Linked DNA regions of Mus musculus: region 1 is linked to region 2. The links are chromatin loops, found by intact Hi-C in ENCODE. Cell type or tissue: heart. All regions are shown on one strand. Links, peaks and the distances in the headings refer to the core of each region. The heading gives the core; the rest is flanking DNA.

Region 1 (11,676 bases), core at 1,516-9,515, 60 kb after region 2:
GTGTATGTGACTTTTGCCTGGGGCCTCTTTAACCCTCTTGCTTTAACTTATATTAAAATATCTTTATTAAACTCCAACTCTGCTTCATAACAACATCCAGTATTTTCCAGTCCTCTACTAGCCTGTAACTTTTAAAAAGTTTACTTTATTTGTGTGTGTGTGAGAGAGTGTGTATGTGTGTGTGTATGTGTGTCCATCGGATCTACAGGTAATTGAGTGATTGATGTAGGTACTGGGAACCAAATCTGGGCCCCCCAGTGAGCAGTGCATGTTAATAGCCATCATCCCTCCAGCCCCGGTAACATTTTATATTTCGTTCCAGGTTGATCTCCTATCAAGAGTTTTTGGCATTTGAATCTGTTCTATGTGCTCCAGATTCCATGTTCATAGTGGCTTTCCAACTGTTTGACAAGAGCGGAAATGGAGAGGTGACATTTGGTAAGGGGAAACAAAAAAGATTATAAGTAATAAGTAAAGTTCCCAGTGCTGGTCCAGTTCTTCACTCCCAGATACAGTTACTGAGTGTATGTTGTTTGTTTAGGACCTACTCAGTGAGTGAAGTAGGAATTTCCAAAAGTGGTTTATACAAGTAAAAGTGGTGTCACATTCTTCAGCGTGTTAGGGGAGTGAATTTATTGGTGATGTTGCTCCAGCTCTTTCAAGCACTCAGACTTGGATGTGCTAAGGAGTGGACTGAGTGCTTTTCATTGAAGCCCACGTGAAGCAAAAGCACACCCAGCAAGCTTGTCCCTTCATTCTAAAGGGCTTTGTTTTACTTTAGCTTTGAATAGGGAGTTTGGAGTTTCTCCATGGTACCTTGGGAATATTGCTACTCTGCTGTTTTCTATCCACTGGGAGGCAGGGATGGTGGAGTTTCCCCAATGTCCCCTTTAGAGCCTTGGTTTTAGGGAACAAAGCCTAGAGAATAGAATGGTCTTCCGAGGTGGATGCAAAAATTGACTTAAAGTCTTCTGTAGGAGACTTGTCTCTCCCGAGTATACAAACTAGAATTTTCCGTTCCTTTCTTTCCCTTTATTTCTTCAGCTATCATTCATCTTTAAAGACGATCATTGGTAGAAATTAGTTTATCTTAATAAAAGTGTTGGTTAATCTTTTCTTTAGCAGCATTCCAGTAAAAAAACAATGTAGTGTTTTCAAAGACTTAGAGCCCTCTTTTCTGCCTGTTCTCTTTCTTTTAAAAATTGAAAGCAGTTTTTATAATGAATAAAAACAAATAACATAAAACTTTACATCCTTGTAATTTTCAAATAGTCAGCTCAGCCAAACTTCGAGGTTTACTTTCCCAGAACTTCTCATCCTCCATGAGTAAAGTTGACCCCCTTTTATGGTGTGAATTGGCACAAATATTTGTAAAGAAAACCTTGACATTCAGGCTTTCTCTAAACCACAGCACTGTTCATTCTCTCTGATTCGTTAATTATAATAGAAGTGTCACTCATTTACATATAGGAGGCAGGTAGAGCTCTGAGAGTTCGAGGCCAGCCTGGTCTAGTTCCAGGACAGCCAGGGCTACATAGAGAAACCTTGTCCTAAAAAAACAAAACGAAAACCATAAAGGAAGCAACTTCACCATAATTGTCAGAACTGAGAACATATAGGTCTGTCAGAAGGACCAGTTGCATCTTGCCTGTGATTTGGTGGGCACATTGTCTACTTTGGCATTCCCCTTTCTCTTCATTGGCTCAACCCTTCTCTGTGAAGAACACTTTCCCCTAAAAATACCCTGCAGAGGTCTTTACATTTTGGCATATAGCTGGGCATCCTCCCTGCTTTGCAGCAAGCTCTGGCCATTTTGCTTCCTGAAGAATGTTGACTTGGTACAAATACACCCAGAACTATAGAGAAAGCACAGGGTCTCTAACTCCGAGTGAGTGATAGTGCTGAGCGGTCTCCTTGCAGTAGGTAGCACACGTGCACACACAGCTCTCTTGCAAACGTGGCACAGTGATGTTGGGGAACTGGACAGGAGAATTTGAGTTAATGGCAGTGTCCCCGAGCTTACGTCATGTGCACATCAACATCAAGAGTTAGGTTCCTCAGCCAGGTGGTGGTAGCACACTCCTTTAACCCCAGCAGAGGCAGGTGGATCTCCATGAATTCGAGGTCCACTTGGTCTTCAGTTTCAGGACTGGATGGCCAAGGCTACACAGAGAAACCCTGTCTCAAGAAACGAAAAAAACAAGAATTAGGTTTCTCAAAATCAATTTCTAATTTATGTTGTCAGCCGCCTTAGCGTTGTGTCCCTCCCTCCATTTGGTTGCTTTCCCCAATTCGTGTATGTGCCTTTTAAGTGTCACCAAAGACACTTCATTCAACAGACCATCAACAGATTCCTGTCACTATTGATTAGGAGATGAAATGAACATGGAAAGCAGCTGAGCAGCTGGCACACACCTTACTTCATGGAGATAAAAGCTCATGGCTAGCACAGCCTACCCTTATTATTTTAGGGCTCTTTTGTTTGTTTTCCCCCTTAAATTATGATTTATAAGTTAGGGTTTTAAGAAATATAGTCAGGATGAAAAAATAGTTTGAACTTTTAGTAGCACCTACCATAATCTGAAGGACATATGAACCCCCTGCCTCAGAGACTTACTTTCTTTTTTTCTGTCCATTATATGAAGATAAGATTATTGTGGAGGGGCTGGCGAGATGGCTCAGTAGTTAAGAGCACCGACTGCTCTTCTAAAGGTGCCGAGTTCAAATCCCAGCAACCACATGGTAGCTCACAACCATCCGTAATGTAATCTGATGCCCTCTTCTGGAGTGTCTGAAGACAGCTACAGTGTACTTACATATAATAAATAAATAAATCTTAAAAAAGAAAATGATTATTGTGGAATAACTAGAAGTTCCAGGGTCTTTGCCCTGTGACTTCTGGTTCCCTCTTCCCCCCATTTCTCCTTTCTCTCTCCCTTGATCTCATTTATAGGACTTTAATCATTTCCTCTTCCTGTCTACCCCTAGTTTTGAGGATCCACTTTTAGATAATATTTCTCTCTCTCTCTTTTTTTTTCTTTTCCTTCTTTTTCTTTTTCTTTGTGTGTTTGTGTGTGATTCTGGATTCTGGGAGTTGAACCCAGGGTCTCATGACTTCTAGATAAGCTTTCTGCCACTGAGATCAAGCCCCGCCTTAGGCCAGCTTTCTCAACCAATCTGAACGCAGTGATAAGAATCTGATTTACATCTTTGAGAAAACAAGCATCAAAATTGTTGTGTTCAGCCAATGCCATGTAATAAGATTATCCCAAGTCTCCAGCTTTTCTGTGTAAAGAAATAATCAACTTGAAGTGTATTTTTTATAGGATTTGTGGGTCTGTGATGAAGGTCAGTTTGTATCCGTTTAATAAAATGAATCATTCTTATATATTTTGAGACACATGTTTAGGGAAAAGAAATTTGGTATTCACTTTAACTAGAGTTAAACCCTTTGCACCCAATGGCCTTGCATTTCCTAGTTGGAGCTGTTTAAGGTACAGTTTTCTCTGTGCACACGAGGGAAAGTAAGGAGCCATATTGGATGCAAACTGCAACGGAGTGCAGGCCAGTCACACGTTGCTGTTGCTGTGGTCTTTGGACTCTTGACAACAGTGTTGGTGTTATCTATGTGTTTGTTCATTCTTTTTGCATCCTTTTGTTTTAGATGTGCTTTTTATGCACATCAAGCTGTATATTTAAGCTGTAGCATCATAGCAACTATTTATATTTATATACATAACAGCATCAAACCTTGATTTGGGTGCCAGACAAGGCGTTTTTGTTGCTGTTGTCAGACAGGCCTCCATTCTGCAGAGAGGACTTACATTTCAGAATGAAAGCTCAGGAAAGGATTCTGGAGTTCTGTTTTTTTTTTTCTTTCGTTTTTAAATAAATAAATAAATAAATAAATAAATAAAGATTTAGTTAATATTTTTTCTTTGATAATCTTTAATAAACTTTTAATGCATGCTGTGGGTAATTACTTAATGGCTTGTATCTCTGTTACTGCCAGATGGCCTGAGCCTTGTGGAGCCCGTTGCATGTGCTGGATACAGTGTCCATGTGCCGTGTCTCACTGTTACCCACTAGTGTCCTGGTATCCTGCTGGGTAGAATTAGGTAGCGGTAACCTGATCCCTGTCAAGTGGTAATACTGCATCCTGCTGTCATATGTTGCCTTGCATTGATCTTAAAAACTTTTAAAGAAGGTATTTATTGCTCTAACACAGATTGGATTCTAAAATCAATGAACATAATCAGAAGAAACTCTTACTTGTTTACTAATAAACATATATAAAACATGCTATCTGCTCTAGAATTTCTATTAAACTCTTGTGCACATTGCACTCCAATGGATTTCCTAGGACCGGAAACTGGTCCCCCTGAGCTTTCCCAAGGACACACCCATACTGCACAAGCCTTCTAAATCAGGAATGCCTTTGATACAGTACTGTGTTGTCCAGGTTGTACAGGGTACAGCAAGTAAAAAATGTATTCTGCACTTGCCTTTTAAGTGGACTCCCTTCTAAGGGGAAGCCATAACAACAGTTGTTATTCCAAGTGTCAGGACATGGTAGTACATGTGCCTTTTCTCTGTGGAGAATAACTATAGACGTGGATAGTGTGAGAGTCTAGTGGCCATAGACTATGATCATTTGGTGTGCAATAGAGGCACACGGGTATTTGATTAAATCAGGAAGAAAATTTAAGATGCTTTGTATTGCTTTCCGGCATCATAAAGGACCATTTTGAATAAAATACACAAGGCTACTAAAGTAGCTTAGAGTTTGACATTAAAGGGGAGTATTGGCAGGGTGTTATGCCACGTGATAGTAGACTGTTAGGGCTTGTAGCTTCTGTGATGTTCTTTAACTATGAACTCATCTTTCCTGAGAAATGAACCTTTATGTATATTTGGCAGCAGGACTCCTCTATTTGACTGATCACACAGTAATCCCTTCTGGAGGTAGGTAAAGGGTTAACACTTCCCCTACAGAGTGCCTGGGGAGTTCACCTAGGATACTAATTCCTTCCTGGAAGTAGAGGGGAAGTAGAGGCGGAAGCTGAGGGAGTCTGCATGCTGAGGCCGGTTGGTCGGGACTTCCTCCACCACTTCCCGGTGTTGATCTTTTCTGTTGTTACATTGTTGCTGTTTGTTTTCTTTTCTGGGCTCCTAGTTGTTCCTCCTCTTTCCTCCCAATTTCTCCTGCACTGAAAAGCACATCCACACGTGTCACTGTCCTGTCTTTTCCGTTGTACACTGTAAGGATAGTCACCACTTACCCCAGGTATCCAAAGGGCCATTCTTGACTTCACCCTAAGAACTATGCAGGTGAAACCAAGCTGTTTGAGGAAAAAAAAAAATTCCCTTGGCAATAAAGACTGCTCCGTCTCAAGCCTTTAAGTTGGAAGCAGCGGCTCCTGCTGGAATCCTTGAAGTCAGATGTCAAGCTGGGCTGATGGTAGGCGGGCTGTGTCACGGGGCTGATGGCTTGTATACCTACAGGAGGAGTTCTCTGGCCACAGCGTTGGTACAGCAGCTCCTTCAAGGCTCAGTCACGGAGCGGGCACGGTGGCAGGCTTGGAGAAGAGTGCCAGCCCCGGTCAGAGGTAATTTTGTACTGCAGAAAGGTGCTGAAGACCTTGCAGGAAGCGTCCCTAAGAACCAGGGGAGGGATAAGGGGGGGCATGAGATGGGGAGACACAGTGGGGGTTGCCGGGGAATCAGAAACCTCTGTTAAGACATATTTACATAATATGCTTCAATGTGTATTTCACCTAGTCCAGTCTTCATAAGTGACTGGTACAGCTAAACTGACTAATAGACTTTTTTTTTTTCGGGGGGGGGGGGAAGCATTTTTACGTTATCACATTCTCACCTTTACCTGCTCTCCAGACAAATCACGCGCTCCTCTCCTTTTGAGCAAAGAGAACATAATGGCAAGCTACTTTTGTTATCTGGCCCCAATTCCCCCTTCAAAGGAATTATAAAGCTCATTTTTCCCTAAGCCCATGTTCTCTGCAGGAAGTGAAAAAATGGTCTATTGTTTTTCCTCTGTCAGAAACATGAATGGACTTCCTGTTTCTTCCAGTAGTGCCAACCTAGTGTAGCCTCCTGGGTCATGATCTTGCTGCCAAGATGTGCTAGTCACGCCGGGCCAGAACTGTGGCCTCAGAAATAGTACTAATACAGAGTGCTGTTTAGGGCTAAAGATCCTTGTGTGCCACTGGAAGATGGGATTTTCTTGGGGTGGGAAACTTGATACACAGAGAGATGGATCAGGGATGCTCAGGGTTCATGGTGGTCTCCCCTCTCAGGTCATGCAAGACTCAGGAAGATAAGGGCAGCAGCTGATGGAGCCATTGCCTCGTGCAGGAATACGCTTCTTGGTTCTAGGACTTTTACATCGTTGGTTTTTGTTAACACATCCCAGGGGCAGAATAGTGGCTACTATAAATTAAGTCTCCAGTAGTTCACTAAATCGTCTCTGTGACATTCCTGAGCCAGCTTCAGGCGACAGTAATAGAATAGGGACAGATTGGAGATGACATTTCACGAGGTGCTGGATAGGTTCACAGTCTTATTAGCCCTAGTCACTTTAGTTGAGCCTGGGGTGTTACAAAAAAAAAAAAAAGGACTGAAAGTGTGATGGAGTGGTTACTCAACGGGGATGACGTCACCATGAAACCATACACAGAGCTGTCAGGGGGAACATTTGGGGAGAAGTAGAAAATGTCCGAGTACAATTTGAGAAAAATGCTACTTCTGTATTTGAGAGCCTGCTATGACTAATTTAGATCATTATCTTAATGGCTCGAACAGCGTCTAAGTTCTGAGACAGCTAGGAAGTTAGTAAGAAAGAACTTCCCATTTAAGTTTTTATTACAGGGCTCGTTCAGCTCCGTGATGGAGTGCTTGCTTAGCATTGGCGGGGCATAGGGTTGATTGTTAGCCCACTTTAATGAGGTGTTTTTATCTATAAGGATTGTTTTCAAATATGCATTATAAGTCTAGTTTGTGAGCCTAGTATGGTAGCTCATGCCTGTAATCCCGGCCATGAGGCTGTGAAGGAGGAGGATTGCCAAGAGTTCAAGGCCATACTGGGTGACAGACAGTATGAGGCCCTATTTCAAATAACAAAACCAAGCCAAACAAAATTATGCTAGGCCGGATAGTGTCAGCCTATAATCTCAGGTACTTGGCAGCTGAGGCAGGAGGATTGTAAATTCGAAGCCTTCTTGGGCTTCAAAGTAAGTTCAGGCCCAGCCTAGGCAACCCAGACCCTGTCTCAAAAAAGAAGGTGGGGGGGGGGGGGGCAGTGCTACAGGTAGCATAAAGCAGACAGCAGTAGCAGGAAGCTTACCTAGCATGCTCAAGGCCCTAGGTTCAATACCCAATACCACAAATAAATACACAGATAAATAAACAAATAAACAAATACAATTTAGTAAATATCCTTTTGGTAATGTCAGAAAAAAAAGTTGAAGCCATTGAATTTTGTTTGTTTGAAGGGTTCTGAGTCTTTGAGGCTGTTTTGCACTTAAGATTCTGATAGTTTCTTTCTTTTTTAAAAAGATTTATTTATTTATTATATATGAGTACACCGTCACTGTCTTCAGACCCACCAGAAGAGGGCATCGGATCCCATTACAGATGGTTGTGAGCCACCATGTGGTTGCTGGGAATTGAACTCAGGACCTCTGGAAGAGCAGTCAGTGCTCTTAACCACTGAGCCATCTCTCCAGCCCAGAATCTAATATTTTCAAAACATATAAAAGGGATCCAGTTTTAACTGCTGTTACATAAAATCATGCAGATAGCTTTCTTCTCCTTTTGTTTTAGAGATAGCATCATGCTAAGTAAACTCAGACCTGCTATGCAGCAGTAGATACATTGCATATTAAATAATTGAACGTTCTGAGTTACAACTTTTAAAACTAAAAGCTACTGTGAAATAGCTTCCTTTCTTTAGCCACCTTAGCATAACTTCATATTTGCAATGACTTATTCTTATTCTGCATTTCATTGCATTTTTTAATCTTTTAAGTACCTTTTTGTTAGACTTGTTTTGTATTTGGGACATGGTCACACCTTGTAGCTCTGGCTGACTTGGCACTCTTTATGTAAACCAGGCTGACCGTCAGTTGACAGAGATCCTCCTGCCTCTGCCACCCAAATGCTGGGATTAAAGGCCAGCATTACCATGTCTGGTTGGTTTGACTTCCAAAATAAGCAAACTTAGGTTCTTTTGAGAATAGAGTGATTAATTATATTAGATGGCTCCTAAAAATATTCATATTAATTAATTAATTATATTAGATGGCTCCTAAAAATATTCATATTAGCACCCCATATTCTAAACTTTTTACAATACTTACTATTTTAATTAATTTATAAGCTTTAATATATTTACAACCTGAAACTTTATTTACATCCCCCTTCATCCCTCTTGAGTAGAGGATGATGGGGATTAGATCCATGATCTCGTATATGACAGGCAAGCATTCTACACAGGCTACATTCCCAGACCCCAGCTTCAAGGATGGTCTTTTGTCTTGGTTTGAACCAGAATCTCATGAATCGATATTGAAGTCTTTTCAGAATAGAAACCCCATGCAATGTTTAGCTTATGTTTATTTAAGATGAATATACTTGACAAAGGTTGAAAACTCTGAGATCTTGTTGCTACTTAGCTAAGAAATCTTGCATCCATTGAGAGAGAAGATGAGAATCCCGTCTCCCCAGTGACATTAGGAGTAGTTCCGCCCAAATGCAGCATTTTCATTAAGAAAAAGAGGTACATAAAACAAAGAGAATCCATTACTCCATTGCCAGTTCTGAGACTAGCGTTGTATTCAAAGACTGTCAAAATCAGAGAAAACAACATAGTTAGAGGCAATTGTAAAACATCAAGCCTATGTTTACTAATTCTCTAGGATAATTGATAGCTATTGATGGTAAAACTCTTACACTAATAAAATTGGCTTAAATTGGAAAATAATTTAGTTAAAACATTACTAAAAAGGCTCCTGCTTTCTTAACTTTGCTAGTGATTTGGGGGGGGGGGCATGAGCTTCTAAATTAGACTACCCAGTCTATGCTTGTTAAAGTACCAGTCATTTGTGAACCAATTTTCATAATAAGAAAACTGTAAGAAAGTGAATGATCTCGCTGGTGCATGAAGACAAGCAACGGAGTTCTGGTTGTATCTTACAGCGTGACTGGTACCTAATGAGAAGTTAGCATGCCGTGGATGGTTCTTCATTGACAAGTGGATCACTAATTTCACTTATCTTAAAACATTTTTAATAGTTCAGACTAATAATCATGGATTTTAGGGGGATTTCAAGGCTTTGTGGCAAGACCCTATTTTTGACACTATCAGCTTTTAATAAGGTGCTTTACTGCCGAGCTAATGATACGCTGTTGGTAGTATTTCTTATAGCTATCTTCAATAGTCATATTCAGGCTAGTGTGAATGTAATAATCATGCCTCAATCAAACCATACTTAGTATGACAAATATTGCATTATACTGTAATTTAGGTATTCACGCTTCTGATAAAAGGCTTAATTCGACTCCTTGAGGAACCAGGGAAACACTATTGATTTTATGCTGGAATGTAAAGTAGCAGCTATTTATATTGCAAGATAGAAATCGCTTCCTAATTAAAATTAAATCAAGAGAAATTAAGAATCTCATGGCCTTATATGTAGCAGTATACAATCTTAAGTGAAAAATTATACTTTGTATCAGTTGTGCTCCTGCATGGGTTTCTGGGCACAAAGAGATTTGCAGTTCCTCTTGGTAGAAGCAGCCGGTCTTGACTTTTTAAACGTTTCTCAAGTCTCCTCTGTAGGAGCATTGCAGTGGATTGGATGATTCATTGATCAGCAGGACTGATTCGGTTTTCTTTTCCCTTTTAAGAAAATGTCAAGGAGATTTTTGGGCAGACTATTATCCATCACCACATCCCTTTTAACTGGGACTGCGAGTTCATCCGGCTGCACTTTGGGCACAACCGCAAGAAGCACCTGAACTATGTGGAATTCACTCAGTTCCTCCAGGTAGGCGCCCTTCTGGGCACTGGCATTGTCTAGTACAGAGATGGAGGAAGTCCCCATCTCACCCCCATTCTTCATTCCCCTCTCATGGAAGCAAGCTCTTTAAACTCATGCAGCCATTTTCTTTCAGCCTGTACGTGCATTCATGTAAGTAGTCAGCTTATATTATCCCTTCTTAATTTTTCTGCTTAAAGAAAAATGTTGGTTGAGTTCTAACTACGTGAGATTCGGAGTTCTTTTGCCTCTCACGGCCAAGCACAGTCTCGGATATTTTCCACCTTCAACCTTTCTATAATTATGTCACAAGTTTATTTAGATCAATAGTCATAGGATTGACTGTAATTTCATAGATACAAAGCCCTCCATACCTATGGGCTTTGCATCTATGGAACCAAGAAACTACAGATAGAAAATACTTAGAAAAAAAGTTGCATCTACGTTGAACATGTAGAAACTTTTTTTCTTGTCATAATTCCTTGAACAATAAAGTATAATTCATTTACATAGTATTCACACTGCATTAGTGGGTTTTTGTTTTGTTTTTCTTTTCCTTTTCTGAGATAGAGTTTCTCTGTGTAGCCCTGGCTGTCCTGGAACTCACTCTGTAGACCAGGCTGGCCTCAAACTCAGAGATCTGCCTGCCTCTGCCTCCCAAGTGTAGAGGTAGATTAAAAGTGTATGTCACTCCCTCCCAGCAGCTTTAAGTATTATAAGTAGTATAGAGATTATTTCACATCTATAGGAGGGGCTGGTGAGATGGACCAGCGGGTAAAGGCAGATGCCAGCAAGCTTGGTAACCTGAGCTTGATATATTAAAGTCATGTAGTGGAAGGTGAGAACTGAATCTCGCAAGCTGTCCTCTGACCTCCCATGTATACCAGGATGCACACACACACACACATGCATACAGAGAGGGGGGAAATATACTAAACAGTAAATGCAAAAATGTAGGATGTGCACAGGCTATGTGGAAGAGATGGTTTAAAGTATATGGGGAAACATGAGTAGGCTCTCTGTAAATAGTGACCCAAGGGACACCTCTAATTGATGACTAGAATTATTGATTTGTTTAGGATGTCCAGGGTTTGTTTATTTTTCTACTTAGTGATGTTAACTCTTCCAGTCGTTTCTCTTATTATTAAAGTCTCCTTCGTGCATTTAAAGTCCAGCCCGTTATTTGCCCGTGCCCGTTGATTTCCTATCAGTGGCACTCTCCAGGAGTCTCCCATCTCAGCAAAGATCGAGGGCCAGGTGTATGACTCTGCCTGGTATACATGCTATCCTAGTATAACAGTGGATTAAAAAAAATAGGGGACAGGAAGGATAAATTTTCATATAACATATAAAGCTAATCCTTTAGTAGTAGGCAGTTTACAGGCTTTTGGCACAGTAATGGCATTTTGCAACCTTTATCTATCCCAGATGTCTTCATAAAGAAAAGCCTGGTCTGTTTTAGGAGTTGTTCCCATCAACACTTCTCCAGCTTCTGGGTACTACGAATCTGCTGTTTGTTTTTATGGATGTACCTAGTGCAGACATACGAATGAGGTTGTATGACAGGATGTTTTGTGCGTCTCTTTCCTCCACTTAACATAATATTTAAAATAACTAT
Region 2 (11,676 bases), core at 1,791-9,790:
ACAGCAATAACAACCTCTACTTGTTTATTTTTGAGACATTATGTAGCCCTCTGCCTCCAAAGTGTGCCACCACATCTGACCTCACTTCTATTCAAATAAAGTTCTAGCAATAGGACTGGACAATATTTTAGTGGTAAAGCATATAGTTAGCTTGTGGAGACCCTAGGTTCAACCCCCAGCACTCAAGGATGAACATTTTAAAGTTGTAAAATAGGTAAAGCTAATATGAGTAAAGCAGTCTACAGCAGCAATGAGCTTTCAGAGGATAAGGCCCCCAGGGAATACAACAAAGCTTTGCGGGCTATGACACACAGTCACTATGTCAGAGCAACAAACAGAATGAGCTTATCTAGCACCCAAACCTTGGCCTCTAAGTAGTATTCACTGAAAGAGTCTAGGGCTCTTGGGAAAATGTTAATTCCAAGACTATGAGGACCTGGATTCAGATTCCAGATCCCTCAAAACAAACCAGGTGAGGTTTTGCATGTACTCATAATCTCAGAGCTGTAGGGAATGGAGCTCTCCACAGGAAGACCACTAGACTGGCAGTCAGTCTAGTAGAAAAAATAGAGCTCCATGCATAGGGAGAGATCCTGTCTCAAAGGAATAAGGTAAAACATTCAAAAACCATCCTCCATCTGAACATACGCATGTGCATGCCACATACGCTTAAACCTCCCCTCACATTCTTCTACTGTAAATAAAAAGATAGCAAAAAAAAAAAAAAAAAAAAAAAAGAGAGAGAAATCAAAATAAATGCTGACAAGGATATGGAGAAATTGAAATTTTGTGCCTTATTTGTAGGAATGAAAAATGGGTATAAAAAAGTAGCTATAGAAACTGTTGACAGTTCCTTTTAAAATTACAAATAGGTATGTCTGGACATGTAACTCAGCTGGTAGGATGCTTGCCTAGCCTGCATGAGAGCCACATGTTTGATCTGCAGCACCATATAACTGAGATGGGATGGTAATCACCTATAATTCCAGCACACTGAAGATGGAGACACAAGGATCAGAACTTTTGGGTAGCTCAGCAGCATTTGGTGAGCATGCATAAAGCTAAAGTTCAATAACTTCCAACCCCTCACACATTCCCTAAACTATAATGAACCAACAATTCCACCTCGGCGTAAATAACCAAAATTCAAAGCTAGATTTTTGCAAAGAAGATATTCACACAACTATATTCATTCACAATAGCTTAAAGTTGGAAGCAGCCCAAAGTCTATCAACAGACTGACTAGACAAAGGATGGATGGACACACAGACACACAAAGATGAATGCTATTAATTCATCTTTAAAGGAATTATGTCATATACTACAATGTGAATGAAACTTGGTAGCATGTTAAATTAAAAATAGTCAAATACTGTATGATTACACTTTTATGATGTTATCTCAGACAAATTCTAGAAACAGAAAATAAAATGGTAGTGGCTAGAGTCTGGGAGAAATAGATATTTAATAGGCACAGTGTCTTAGTTTGGGTTTTATTGCTATGAAGAGACACCATGACCACAGCAACTCTTATAAAGGAAAACCTTTAATTGGGGCTGGCTTATAGTTACAGTTTAGTCCATTAGAATCATGGCAGGAAGCATGGAAGGAGACAGACTGCACATAGCTTGAGCATAGAAGCCCACCCCCACAGTGACACACCTCCTCATATTGCTACACATTATGGACAGGGGCCAATTACAGTCTGGCCCCCATAGACTTGTTACTCTCAATCAGCATCATGGCAGGAAATATGGTAGTATGCAGGCAGACACAGTGCTGGAGATGGAGCTGAGTGCTCTATATCTTGATCAGCAAGCAGCAGAAGACTGCTACACTGGGCATATAGCTTGTGAGTACAAGAGACCTCAAAGCCCACCTCCACAGTGATGTACTTCTCCAACAAGGCCACACCTACTCTAACAAGACCACACCTCCTAACAGTTCTACTCCCTAAGGGCCAACCATTCAAACAAAAAGTCTATAGGGGTCATACATATCCAAACCACTACACAGAGTTTGTTTTACAAGAAAGTCCTGGAGATCTAACCACACACACACGTAAAAATGGTAATGACCAAATGCTTTTGTCTGGGAATCCGAGGTTGAGGGTTCACTTAAGCCTAAGGGCTGAGATAAGCCAGAGTTTCACAATGCAATCCCATCTCAAAAAAAAAAAAAAGTCTGGGCTGGAGAGATGGCTGGAGAGTGGTTAAGAGTGCTAACGGTTCTTCCAGAGGTCCCGAGTTCAATTCCCAGCAACCACATGGTGGCTCATAACCATTTGTAATGGGATCTGATGCCCTCTTCTGGTGCATCTGAAGACAGCTACAGTGTACTCATATAAATAAATAAATCTTTAAAAAAAAGTGTTTAAAAAAAGGAATCCATAGTAGATATACACTATGCTCTTTACACATGTAGGGGAACAGTTAATACACAGATAACATAGACAGATCAAAAGAAAAAGAGCCAGATATGGTAGTGGACACCTATAATTGCAGCACTTGGAAGTCAAGGGGTATTTAAAGCCATCCTCAGTTACAAGAGACCCCCATCTCAAAAAAAAGAAACAAACAACAAATTATGTTAAGAAAAACAAACGAACAAACAAAAAAACAGGTTATAACAACAAAAATATGGTGGTAGTATGGGTACTTTTGTGGGAGGCAATGTCACTAAAGAATAGTACATTCCCTTCATCTGCCTTGACCTCTATGCAGCTGTGGTTGCCTTTCAACTCCTGATCCTCCTGCCTCCACGTCCCAGGTGTTAGGATTACAGGTATACACCACAAGTAGAAATATGTGGCTCTCCAGAGTTCACTGCCCTGCCATTCTCGCAGAAATTGCTAGAGACCCCATGTCATGGAAGTAACAGTGGAGAATGACAAAGAAAGCGGGTATCCTCCACTGGCTTCTGCATGTGTGCAAACTGTTATGTATACATCACACATTTTCAAGCTGCAGAGAAAGCACATTATATAACAGAATGCCAGTTTTAGAAAAATAACATATGTAAGTACAGAAAATACCATCTTGATTAGGAGTCTGTGGAGTGAAGGTTCAGTAAACTATGACCTCTTGTCACAATCACTGGATTAGTTGCATTGGTTCTAGTTTCATTTCTGGCGCTGTGATAAAACACTGACTAAAAGCAACTCTGTCAAGGATTTAAATGGCTTATGATTTCAGGTCCATCACTAAGGGAAATACAAGACCAGCCTGGTTTACAGAGTAAGTTCCAGGACAGTCAGGAGCCTACATTTAGCCTGGGGTAATGATTCTCTACCGTCTGTCTTTGCAGATGTCCTTTCTGAACATTTTAAACAAATGGACACACTATACTGGTTTTGCCTGCCTTCTTTTACTTAGCATGTTTTTCAGATTTCTCCACATTGTGTGACAGGTATCAGAACTTCTATTGTCAGACAATATTCCACTGAATAACTATGGCATACTTTATCTGTTTACCAACTGCTTTATGAGTTGTTTACACTTTTTGGCTATTGTAAATAACTCACTTTTAAGTATTCATGTATAAATGAACATCTTCACTTCCCTTGAACAGACACCTAATAAAAGGGCTGGCTCACGTAGCTAATTTATGTTTGTTTTTTTTTTTAAACTAGGGCTGGTGAGATGGCTCAGTTGATAAGAGCACCCGACTGCTCTTCCGAAGGTCCGGAGTTCAAATCCCAGCAACCACATGGTGACTCACAACCATCTGTAACAAGATCTGACGCCCTCTTCTGGAGTGTCTGAAGACAGCTACAGTGTACTTACATATAATAAATAAATAAATCTTTAAAAAAAAAAAAAAAAGAGCACTGGTCTCTTCCAGAGGTCCTGAGTTCAATTCCCAGCAAACACATGGTGGGAATCTGATGTCCTCTTCTGGTATTCATGAAGATAGAGAAAGCACTTATGAACATAAAATACATTTAAATTTTTTTTCCAAACCAAAGTTGTTATATCATTTTAGATATAATACCAGCAACCCATGAATTTCCACATCCTAACCAACAGCTGTTATTATCATATTTGCAATTTTTTTTAAAAAGATTTATTTATTATATCTAAGTACACTGTAGCTGTCTTCAGACACACCAGAAGAGGGCATCCGATCTCATCATAGATGTTTGTGAGTCACCATGTAGTTTCTAGGATTTGAACTCAAGACCTCCGGAAGAACAGTCAGTGCTCTTACCAGTCCTGCTCCCTGGGGCCTGAAGATTGATTGATTGAATGATTATATGTAAGTACGAGCACCAGAAGAGAGCATCAGATCTCATTACAGATGGTTGTAAGCCACCATGTGGTTGCTGGGATTTGAACTCAGGACCTCTGGAAAAACAGTCAATGATCTTAACAGCTGAGCCATCTCTCCATCCCCCATTTGCAATTTTTTCCCCCGAGACAGGGTTTCTCTGTATAGCTCTGGCTGTCCTAGAACTCACTCTGTAGACCAAGGCTGGCCTCGAACTCAGAAATCCGCCTGCCTCTGCCTCCCAAGTGCTGGGATTAAAGGCATGCGGCACCACTGCCTGGTGTATTTGCAATTTTTAAGATGAGATCACATATACTTTCTGCCACACTATCTTTCACTTTCTTATCACTATCTTTCCCCTACCCCTTCTACCGCATGAACTTAGAGAACTGCCTAAAATCTCCATGTCCAGTCAACGCAGAAAGTACCTGTTACGTAATCGTCTTAACCTCAAGCTGTGTTTCCTATTTTAAAGGCTCTGTTAAATACAGGGCTGCACACACAGAACTCCTCTGAAAGGAAATACGCACCTAGTTTCAGCTCGATTGCTGTGTTGGTGTTACACTTGTACTCTGCTAGTTTCTTCTCCACGGCACTCTTATACTCCACCAGAAATTTCTCCAAGGCTAGAAACGAATAAAGCACAGCAAGAGGATTCTACTACACACAGCACAGAAGTTCCATTCTAAGTGACAAGTTGGGCAGTGTAAAAACGACTTTCTCAAAGGACATCTAAAAAAACAATGATCTCAGGAATCCTGAAGGGTTATGAGACCCTGAGTGTGCCCTGAACCAGGGCAGGGCAGCAGCACCGCGCTCGCTCAGAAGTTGGCTGGGAGGGAGGTGGGCAGGGCCCTGGAGAGGATCAGCTGGCGGGAACTGGACCTAATGGGTTACATTAGGGCGACAGTGAGCAAAGGGGAACGAGGGGGTGAAAGGCTCCGAGGCAGACCGCGCTCCACCAGACCAAACTGAGCGCCTTGCCTGAGCTCAAGGCCCGGGAGGCCCACGGGAGGCGCCGAGCGTCAGCACCGGGGGCGGTGGCGCCGAGCGCGGCCCACCGGGAGCCAGTCCCCGACCCTCAGTGCCTCGCGGAAGGGAGAGGCCTTCTGGAACCTCTGCTAGAGCCCGAAAGTTCCAGGCGGCCACTGTCACGGCCGCCTCAACGTTCTTCCCCAGAAGCACCCGCCTCCTCCCCTTGCTAAACTTTTCCCGGGAACTTACCCGCCATTTCCGAGCTCCGAGCGCCCGCAGCTGAGGAAGGACAAATCAACCCGCGCGCTCCCGGGCCGGAAGTGACCGCAAGGACTTACGCGTTTCCCCCGCCCATCCTCGGCGAGCCACGAACCAATGAGAGGGAGAAGGTCCAGGCGCGCGGCGGCGGAAGTGCCTCAGGAGGCGGGGCTAGCACCGTGAGAAGGCGCCCGCGGTTGCCTAGCCACCGCACGTGAGGATGCCCTCACCCCATGTCTTCGGCGTCCCAGCCTGTGCGGCTTGCTGGCCACTAGAGACTTGCTTAGAAATTAATGTGAATTCTCAAACAGCTTAAGGCGATTGTCCTTCCCATCTTTTGGCCCGAACGCAAGTTTTTCTGTGGGGGTTTCATTTCGAAGTTTTTAAACTTTTTGATTCAACTTTGCCATAACCCATTTTAAAAGGTTCCTCTGAATTTTATTCGTATTTTGGAGCTGGGTGACCAATTCAGAGTCATACTTATGGTAGACATAAGGCTCTGCCACTAACCCATTATAGACTTTCTTTGTGCTCCCAAATTGAAAAATAGTGCCATATTAAAGAACTCAGGGACCCAAAATGGAAGACTCCCGAAAGCTGTGCTCTGATTACATGCTAGCGTGCACAACTATTAAAAGTAAAATTTAGAAATATACCTGCTTTTGCTCTTAAGTTTTCTGGACAACCATTTAGCTCACTAAAAGTGGTTACTAACACTACCTCAAGTGGCTTGATTTAGTTGGACTTGTATGAGGTCCTAGTGGCTTGAACTAATCATAGGATACTACCCATTTTTAATCATGGGCCTTATTATTTAGTTGCTTTTGGATTTTTTTTTTTCTCCCAGAGGATAATTTGCTATTTACCTCTACGATGGTATTCAAATACCAGACTCCCTGGTGTCAACACATTTGCTGATACGCTTTAAAATGATGCATGCCGTATGGAAAGTTGATCTTTGGTATATCGGGTCTCTCTAGAAAAGAAGGAACCAATGGAATGAACATATATTAAAAGATGACTTACCACCTTGGCTTATGTGGTACACTTGGAGAGGCCAGACAGTGGTTGTCTCACAGCAAATGCTGAAAACCTGGTGGTCAGTCCTCAAAGCTAGGAGCCTCAGCCCAATCTGCCTGTGAAGACCTGAGGGACTCCTGGAGAACTGTTGGGTCTCTGCCTAGCAAGGTTCTAATACCAGCGCTTGAGAAGGCTAGGCTGACTCCATGACAGGCTTCAAATTGGCAGTTAAGGAGGTTAGGCCTAAATCTCTTACCAAGACCTGGGCAAGTCCAGGCAAGTCCAGGCCTCCGAAGCCGGCCCGCCACCTGTCTGGCCACCTGTCTGGCCCGAGGCAAGGACAATGGGTCAGCAGCAGTTTCCAGGCCTCCCCCAACAAGTTTACAGCCTCTCTACCCCGGCAATGGAATGTCAGTAGAGATGGACCCAACAGATTATCATAGAGGTCACCTACCCCAGAACTCCCTAATGTGCTTTAAATCAGGCCTCTGAGCTCACTTGGGTGTCTCTCTACCTGGGTCATGGGAGACCCAGCTTGCTAGACTTCTGCAGAATTCAACACTCTTTGTGGTTACATACTATTGGAGTCCAGGGTGACATCCTTCAGCAAATCATGGACCCTTACACACCAAAAAGGTCAATGAACTCTCCAGTGAGAATGAAGGTTAAGGAGGCAAGTTAGCAAAGCTTTCTTTCTGCCTTTTACCTGGGCCATTACCAGAAGGTGCTGCTCACACTTAAAGTGAGTCTTCTCCCATCAATTAAGATGATCAAGGCAATCCCCAGCAAACATGCTCACACTAATATAGGTTTGTGTGGGTCATATATGTATGTGTTATATAGTATATATGTGTATATATGTATGTAGTATGTAATACATATATGCATGTATGTGTGTATATAAACATTTATATGTGTGTATTTTGTTCTATGCCATGGTGACAGTTAAAACTAACCATCACACGTGGTGAAATAGTCTAGAATTAATATGCTCTCTAGTATTAGAGATAAAAAAAATATATAGCTAAAGTGATAGATTGTGCCTAAGCTCATTGCACCCGGGAGTCTGAGGCAGGAACATCAACTCATCAGTTTGAGGTTAACCTGAACTGTGATTGAGAAGAATCTGCCAAAAGAAGAGGTGGAAGGCGAAAGGGAAGAAGAGGATAAGGACCAACAGCACATACCTATAACACCCCCCCCCCCGCCCCGCACGGGGGGGGGGGGGGGGAAGGCAGGAATTCAGGTTATTCTTGGCCACTGAAGCTTGAGGTCAGCTGGGCTATGTGAGATCTGGAGAGAGACAGAGACAGAGAGGTGGTGGGGCTGGCAAGCGAGGGAGGAAAAGAGAAAGGAGTCAGCCCAAGGTAAGTTGCCAAGCTCATCTTCAGTTTACTCCAGTGTCCTGATGAGCCCAGTCCTCCAGATACTCAGGCCTGGTATTTATGTGTTAGCTATCTAGAAATGCCCTTTAAGATTAGAGTAGGCAGCAAGAACACTGAGGCCCTGCTCTTTAAACTCTTACATACAAGATTACAGTCATAGTGTTCAGATAGGAATATGAAGTCAATGCTACTAATGATTGATCAGAAAGGGAAACAGGACCAGTGAGGTGGGTCAGAAGGTGAAAGCACCTGCTGCCCAGCCTGACAACCTGAATTTGATGCCCAGGCCCCACATAGTGGAAAGAGAGAACTCATCCTCCTATAGGTTGTCCTCTGACCTCTTTATAAGTGCTGTAAAACACACACATACACACACACACACACACACACACTCTCTCTCTCTCTCTCTCTCTCTCTCTCACACACACACACACACAAATAAATACACAATAAATAAAACACAAATAAATATAATTTTAAAAAATTGAAAGGAAAAATATTTGTTCAAAATGGCAAGGTTTATCATTTTCTTTTTTTTTTAAGATTTATTTTTATTTTATGTATGTTAGTACACTATAGCTGTTGCTGTCTTCAGACATACCAGAAGAGGGCATCGGATCCCTTTACAGATGGTTGTGAGCCACCATCTGGTTGCTGGGAATTGAACTCAGGACCTCTGGAAGAGCAGCCAGTGCTCTTAACCACTGAGCCATCTCTCCAACCCCGGCTTATCATTCTCCAGATGTCTTTATCTGTAGCTAAGCAATTATGACTCTTGTAAGAAGTACGATGAGCTTGTTTGATCTAGGGTGACGAGAATTAGTATGAAGTACTGAGGAGCCGAGACTACAGTTCTGATCCTCATTGTCGAACTGTTTACCCATACTTTCTAAATGTCTCAGAATATGTGCTTAGATGCAGTTCATCTCAGAAACAAAAAACATCTTCTTTCAGGAAGGTGATAATAAAAATAATCAAACATGCTGGGCATAGTGGTACATGCCTTTAATTCCAGCACTCAAGCCCAAGGCAGTGCCTCTTTGTGAGTCTGAGGCCAGCCTGGTCTACAGAGTGAGTTCCAGGATAGCCAGGAGTTTCAAGAGAGAGCCTGTCTCTCTCTCTCTCTCTCTCTCTCTCTCTCTCTCTCTCTCTCTATATATATATATATATATATATATATATTCTTATATATACATGTGTGTATATATATGCATATATATATATATATCAAAATTTTAAAAGCATTTTCCTGTTTTATAGCGGAGTCAAAATTTTAAAAGCATTTTCCTGTTTTATAGCGGAGTTTCCCCTTTTTATTGTATTCATATATTACCTTGTACTAAAGAGGATTTGAGAATGTGATTGGTACAACTGCAGAATGAGTTTTACAAATGGCTATGGTGTTCTGCCGTGTGTGATTAAGACAGTAGAGCTATGTGGAATGTTCAATGCCCTACGAGTCCAGTTCTACTACTGTCTCATGGTTGACCTTGCCTTTTTTACTATGCGGAGATAATAACACCTTCCCAGGCATAAAACTGAGTTATTTGTAAAGATCAAATAAATATTGACATGCTGTGTGCCTAGGAACTGGTAACAAGATAGCATGAAATCTAGCATGAAAGATCTGAAAAAGGCATTTCCTTCTTGTATGTATATGTATTGTGTTTGTGAAGTAAGTGTGTGTGTTTGTTTGTGTGTGTGTGTGTGTGTGTGTGTGTGTGTGTAGGCATGCATGTGCCATGGCTCACATGTAATGATCAGAAGATAATTGTGGGTACTAGCCCTTGTTTTCTACCTTATTTTGAATAGAGTCCCCCACTCTGTCTTTGTCTCTCTCCCTCACACTCTCATTCATACTGTGTACATCAGGTTAGTTATCTCTGCCTCCCATTTCACCATAGGAACACTGAGATTACAGGCATCATAGGTTCTGCACCCTACATTCCAGGGATATGAACTCAGATGCTTAAACTTGTCAGGCAAGTACTTTTACATACCCAAGAATTGCCCCAGCCCAAAGGCACTTCTGTCTTCAGAGTAAAAGGCCATATTACACTGTAAGGAATTAATTAGCAACTATATATCTGCTACGGGTTGAGTGTATATAGACCAGTCAGATTCATCATCCTGCCTTGAAATCTGTAGAAAGAATTTTGTTGTTACTGTTGTTTGTTTTTCAAGATTGGTTTTCCCTGTGTAGACGTGGATAGGGAGGCTTTATATCAAAATAAGACTGTCCTAGAACTAGCTCTGTAGATGAGGCTGGCCTCAAACTCAAAGAGATTCACCTGCCTCTGCCTCCCAAGTGCTGGGATTAAAGACATGCCTCACTGCCCGGCAGAATTTGTAAATATTATAGTATAGAATATAGAATATACGGTCAGAAGAGAGTGTAGACTGGAGTGACAGCTCAGTTAGTAAAGTGCTTGCATTGGAAGCATCAGGATTTGAGTTCAATCCCATGGAACCAACACCCACAAAGGCCAAGCTGTAATCCCAAAGCAGGGATGGCAGAAAGGCAGATTCCCTGGGACTCAATGCCAATCAGCCTAGCCTATCTGGGCCAATGAGAGACCCTATCTCCAAACCTAGGTGGACAGAAAACCCAATGTTGTCTTTTGGTATGGAAAGCCAAGGAAGTCTGGAGCAAATATGTAAAGAACAAATGAAATCCTGTAGTGTAGTGACATGGACAGGTGTAACCTCACCAGCCTGTTTGCTCAGGTTTCAGTGTTAGAGAGCATCGGGGCGGAGCTTGCTGACGATTCCCACTGCCTCTGCCAGCCACCTAGCTGTTCCGGAGCTATCACGTGGTCACCTGCAACCTTACTCCAAGATGATTTGGCCGGAAAGGGCCCCTTCCCCTGCTTCCTAACCCAGTGTCAGAAATAGTAAAATCCGAACCTTGATCTGACTGTTGTCTTGGTTCCGTCTCTCTCTTTCGCTCCGCCTAGCCCCGCCCTTCTCTTCCAGGTTTCCAAGATGCCTTTCCAGCATAGAACCTAGGCATGTGAGCCGCTGGCTGGACAAAACAGACAGGGCCATGTCAAGGACCAGAGCCTTGGACCCATAAGTAATTGGCAAAGCCTTCTATACCTGCTATAAGACTAGCTAACCAGTCATGACTGTACTATATACATAAACACACTGAGATTCTGGTGTGCAGTAGAAGTTGGTGCCACTCTGTCAGAGTACACACTGCCCACCTGACCCCAGCGTTTCTGTATTTCTGTTTGTCCTTTCTTCATTCTCTTGATGGCCCTAGTCTGGTTTCTAGGACCAAGCCATGCTGGATGTAGCATTTTGGCCTTCACACTCAATGCATAGCCACATATGGGGACACGCACACACTACAAAAAAGAAGGAAGATAGACTGAGGCGATGGCTCAATGGGTAATAATGTTTGCCATGCAATCATAAGGACTTGAGTTCGAATCTCCAGAGCCTGGGTTGAAGTTGTTCTTCTATCTTGAGTATCTGTAATCCCAGCACTCTTACAATGATACAGGAAGAATACACAGGTCATTTGGGATGCTGGAGGGTCAGCTAGCCTGGTAATGCAGAGTAAAAACAGACTGTCTCATACAAGGTAGAGGGTGAGGACTGACACCAAAGTTGTCCTCTAATCCACACATTCACCCATATTCAGACATACATAATACACACACACACACACACAAACACAAAGTGGGCGTAGGAAACCCTCAGATCTAACAATAGCTAATATTTTTGGAGATAATAATTAGATTTGCTTTAAGTTGGCAGT

What was found. Peaks named below come from ENCODE experiments on the same cell type or tissue, not always from the same donor. Only the 100,000 strongest peaks of a DNase experiment are listed, where the experiment ranks them.
Region 1: a loop joins it to region 2, with 1.9 times the contacts of the local background. A loop is called at or near these places in 4 of 42 quality-filtered maps.

Annotation. Positions count from the first base shown.
Region 1 is chr2:71,322,367-71,334,042 of GRCm38, reverse strand. It overlaps Slc25a12 (solute carrier family 25 (mitochondrial carrier, Aralar), member 12), which reads left to right. Exons shown (of 18, transcript NM_172436.4): 4 at 323-438; 5 at 9,928-10,067. Among named protein-coding and RNA genes, the nearest start is that of Slc25a12, 40 kb to the left of the region's middle. In heart, for the core only: no CTCF peak of the experiment used is centred there; a DNase peak (open chromatin) is centred at 6,152.
Region 2 is chr2:71,383,122-71,394,797 of GRCm38, reverse strand. Hat1 (histone aminotransferase 1) reads right to left here and starts at 5,538. Exons shown (of 11, transcript NM_026115.4): 1 at 5,494-5,538; 2 at 4,800-4,895. The coding sequence starts at 5,500. In heart, for the core only: no CTCF peak of the experiment used is centred there; a DNase peak (open chromatin) is centred at 5,627; H3K4me3 peaks cover 1,806 bases; H3K27ac peaks cover 1,429 bases.